2 separate regions of the Homo sapiens genome follow, and region 2 is linked to region 1. A link is a loop called in an ENCODE intact Hi-C map of the cell type or tissue named here. Cell type or tissue: PC-3. All regions are shown on one strand.

What was found. A loop is a pair of places that touch in the nucleus more often than their neighbours do. Peaks named below come from ENCODE experiments on the same cell type or tissue, not always from the same donor. Only the 100,000 strongest peaks of a DNase experiment are listed, where the experiment ranks them.
Region 2: it touches region 1 in a loop (2.6-fold over the local background); 1 of 110 quality-filtered maps calls a loop at or near these places.

What each region holds. Positions count from the first base shown.
Region 1 is chr4:145,787,455-145,789,954 of GRCh38, forward strand. All of the region lies in intron 8 of ZNF827 (zinc finger protein 827), which reads right to left. It also overlaps a transcript of C4orf51 not described here. Among named protein-coding and RNA genes, the nearest start is that of C4orf51, 110 kb to the left of the region's middle. In PC-3, no CTCF peak of the experiment used is centred here; a DNase peak (open chromatin) is centred at 1,487; H3K27ac peaks cover 1,414 bases.
Region 2 is chr4:145,867,735-145,870,234 of GRCh38, forward strand. All of the region lies in intron 5 of ZNF827 (zinc finger protein 827), which reads right to left. Among named protein-coding and RNA genes, the nearest start is that of ZNF827, 70 kb to the right of the region's middle. In PC-3, a CTCF peak has its summit at 1,472; no DNase peak of the experiment used is centred here.

The sequences.
Region 1 (2,500 bases):
CCGTCTCAGGAAAAAAAAAAAAAAAAAAAAGAAATAGTTTTTGTCAATCTGTGCTCAGTTAGAAACACTGGGTGGAGATTCTTTTTAGATGTAAGAGTTAACAGCCTTGATCTTCTTTGGGCTCATTTCAACCTCCAATGCTTAACAAACTTAGTAAAGTAGAATTTTGCATTACTACTTTCAGGGGGTCCATGCACAGGCCCTGGGAATATGAAACCTGTCAAGCATGTCTCCAAAAATTTTTATTAATTAAACCCATCTGATAGAATTCAGGTGACAGTTCTATCAAACTCTGTTTGACAGAGCATTAGATCAAGTAGAGGACTCTGATACTTCCAATCCAACTCCTTCATTTTCAGGAGGGCAAAAATGAAGCCTGACACTCCAGGACTTCTCAGACCCCAGGGCACCCCACATCTTGCACAGGGTCAAGTAACCGTTTCCACAGTAATTAAATCTCCATCCTGCCCCAAACCCAAGATCAAGGAGGAATCTTAACAATCATTTTTTTCAAAGTTGCTGTTTTACATATAAGAAAACTGAGGCCTAGAGAAACTGAGTAATGACCCCAGGTAACCTGCCTAGTGACTCTGGGAGAGCAGAGACAGACCCACAGTCTGCCTGCTCCTCTAAGCCATATGAAATCAATGCTAACTGCTTAGTAAACAGCTGCTTCTGAAAAATCATCCCAGGAAAACTGGATAACCATTTTTTTTTGCTTAGTGCTAGGTAACAGCTTAAAAAATACTTACTGATTGATTTGTATCGTAAAGAACTGTGTTTCTATATCTGGTTCTTTATGCAGGTCATATTAAATCAATAGTAGAAAACTGGACCTTGATTCCTTGGGTAACAGAAATGGCTAGTACTAGGTGCCCCTAATTCCAGTGAGGCTGATCACATAGAACTTGAGCACCATAGGGACCTTCTCTAAGCCTCCAAATGTAGATAGTCACTGCCAGAATCCAGGCCAATTGATGGCTGCCATTATAACAATAATCATTTTAAGAAAACTATATAACTTAATCCTTTACAAAATCCATGTATGAAAAGTTGGATGTTGCTTCTATGTTTTCCCTGTACTTGTACTTCCAAGATTAGTGGGATCCTCTATAAAACCTTATTGAATAAATGATATAATCACATCACCAAGATCAGGACTGTTGTACTGAACAGCAACCTAATTTTATATTACAACATGGAAGCAAACTGACAATATTGATTCAGGAATCATGTCTAAAGGACCTGGTTATTATCTTGCCCATTACACAGACCAGTGACCACTTCTCTTCTTAATGATGATGGTAAGATTTAAGGTCTTAGCAATGGGCCCTCAGAATGTCCCAATGTTGAGGCCATTTATAAGTCTTTGTTAGAAAAGTAATCAGGCCTGAAAATCATGTCTTTTTTGTTTGTTTGGCTTTGTGGCAGAAACTGATGTTTATTTACTCAATGTCTAACAGAACTATGTGGGTTTTTGTTTTGTTTCCAGGTGGCAATGTGCCCAGTTAAAAACATACGTTCCTTACTAGCTTCCACTGCTATTAGAGGCTGGTCATGAAACATAGTTCTAGACAATGAGATATAGGTGGTAGTTCCTATAAAGACTTTTGCCCTTCACTCTGCCTCCTCCTTCTTGGCTGTCTGAAGGTACCACAGCTTTCTTTCAATCACGAAGATGAAAGCCATTGATAAGGGTGGAGGAGCAGAAAATTAAATGGTGGGTCCTCGATATTTTCCTCAAACAGCTATACTAGCCTTACATTGCCTATTTCTGAATTCTTTATTATGGGGGAAAAACAGATCCATAATTGGTTAAGTCTCTGTGGTTAAGCTGAACATGATTCCAACAGATAAAGACTTAAAGTGCATAAATAGTTTCATCCAATTTTGGCAGTTTATCTCCATTATGCAAAACAATATCAGAGTTTGTTAAAAGTATATTAAGGAGACAGTACATAATTAAAACAATAGCTTATATTTATGGAGGACTGACCACTGCATTAGTCACTATATGATGCATTTTACACACATATTTAATATTTAACCTTATAGCAGCACTATGTATTAGACACTATTATTATCATTCTTATTTTACAACACAACAAAACAAAAGCAAAAACAGTATCAGGCTCAGGGTGGCTGAACTCAACGTCACCTAGCTGGTAAGTGATAGCCTTTCCCAAACCCGAATCTGTCTGACTACAAAGCCCATACTCTCAACCATTTATTACATTATACTAGAAGACCAAAAAGGAAAATCTAATGGTTCTAATTTATTTCACCAGAGACAGATCTTCTGTCTGTTACAATCTCGATTTGTTCCACTGTAAATTCACCAACCATAAAGAAGAAGCATCCATGATCACATAAATCTAAAGAGAGCTTTATTGAGGCAACCTAAATGCTTCCCCCAGGGCCTGCCTGGAGAGAGAATGGTGGAATTTGGAGGCTCTGCCTCTTTTCTGTTACCCAACTCCTCTTTGGCCTCTTCTTTACA
Region 2 (2,500 bases), 80 kb after region 1:
TGAAAACAAGCAAGGCAGGAAGCAATAGGAACTCCTGTTCACAAGAACAGCTACAACAAAGCTTTGGGGGTATCAGCCAAGGCAAACTGGTGGTGTAGCCCTGTCCAACTACACAGACGTTTTGGGAAATGAATTATTACTCTTGTCTATAGAGCAACAGAAGTGATCATGGCAAAGGGTATCTGAAGACACAAGTCCTTTACTTGGATGTCTTTTAGGGCATGAACTATGAAATTGTTAAAATTACAATTTGAGGAAAGAACACACAAAGTTTTTTCCTAACATCTTCATTCTTGCAAGAGCACTGTTCTATCAGTGATTAGAAACTCTAATATCCACTTTAAACCTAATTAAGGGTGAGTCTTCTTTACCTTGTGGCTTAGGAATGAAATGATATTTGCTTTTAAGTCACATGCCTATTGTTATGACTAAAAAACTTCTTCCCAGTTTACCTGACCATGGCCACTAGAGTATGGCAGTACTAAGTTCCAAGCGCAAATCACATGAATGGATTCCACTGCCCTGGATTACTTCTGACTAGACCACCGCATCTAAGGGTCAGGGCTGTGATGCATATCTCTTTGACCTAAGTCTTTTGCACACAGAATGCTGAGGATTTGAGGATTTTTTTTCAGGGCAAAAATAATTGTTGTCAGTCTTCAAACAAGTTTTCATTTCCACATCACGAAGCAGGGGCAGATGCCCTTTGGAAACAGGACGTCATCCATTCAACTATTGCTGAACCCCATAGCACATGTGCTCAACCAAAGGCAACATATACATTTAGAAGGACCACTGCTGTCCACAAATATCTTTCACTGTTCATGGCTGTTAGACATATTCTGTTTGGGGGATATCATTATTATCTACAAAATGATTCCACACTTGTGTCTCAAATCTCATCATGCAAAAGGATTAAGATAAAATATTTTTCCTTAAAGAACATCACTCTTGAAATCTCATTTTTTGCATATTATCTTTTGGTGCTACCCAAGTCTCTTCTGCTTACAACACCTGCTGCACAGCAAACTCTGAACTAGAAATATTATATACTGGAATCTGACCATAAGGAGGGAGACAGGGGTCACTGTTGGTTAAGACTTCAAGTCACTGGAATGTGAAAGTGTATGCTATGGGGGAAGAATCAGAGCTATGTGACCTCTTTGAATTTATCAGAAAACAACAAATAGATTACTCTGCATCATTTAACATAGGAAGGAGAGTTCAAATATACAAAAAATGTGTTCACTTGAACATCCTTTATAAAAATATTCAGCTTTTATAATAGCAAATAGTACAATCTTACTAACATCTCATCTGCATAGGAGGTACTGCACTATCTCTGCAAAGTTTAGGAAGACAGAGCTATGATAAGAATGTAATGATTGCATTATGCTTTATTTATAACAAATCATGTTACCTTGAACTTCCAATGTGCTTTGAATTAACATCAAAGAAAAGAATTTTTAACCCCACCAACTGGTAAGTACAGGAATTTCAACTGTTCTGATATAACGACTAAGTAAATCACTGTTAATTTCTTACTTTCCAACCCACTAGTCAACCAGAAACACAGTCAGAACTGCTGATGAAATTACAGGTCTTAAAGGAGTCTCTCTAATGCATTTCTTGCTTTCATTCTCCAAGCACAGCAAGTTTCAAACTAAAAACAGCTTTCGATTCATATTAGCATTTTAAATATAGTTTCTAAAAATTCTGCTTAAGAGGTAATGAACTAAGGATGGGATATGACTTGACAAGTATTATTATTGATATAACCTTTTTTTTCCATGTTCTGAAAGTCCTATCTTTGAATTGAAAAGACATTATGTTTTTACCTGTTTCAGAGAGGACAGGGCAGATAGGAGATGACGTGGAAAAAAATCCAAACTATATGAATTTCAAATTATAAGCTATTTTCCCTACATTTAATACGCTGAGATTACATTTAGATGCTAGTAAAGAATGATTCATTAATCTTAAGAACAGATTAATTATTGTAATATTCCATTATAAAATTCTCTATCCATAAAATCTCTTATTGCCACTCTATTGGTAATTACTTCAAGTGCCATCTCAAATGCTTATGAAGTTAAGAAAAATATTTGTAATGGTGCTTAAAGAGTGTAGTATAAATACACACAAAATGCCAGGTCCTCTATTAGGAAAGAATAGATATTTTGATCAATTAGCAGAAGACCTTTGAACATCATTAGAACCCATTTAAAATTATGGCCTATATCACCTTAGAAAGCAGCAGTGGTTTCCAACAATTTGCAGTGATAGTCAGGAAAAGGTTGTATTTAATAAGATAGGTACACAGCTAATATACACAAACAAACTCACACACAACACAGGAATTTAAGCCAAGTAATCTGATCGTTCTTTGAATTCACAGCAATAATGCGATATTGCTGCCATTGGGTTAATTATAACCCATGCAGGAAGCAGTCCAGTTGGCCTGCAAGTGAAACTATCAGAATGTGAATATTTTAGAATA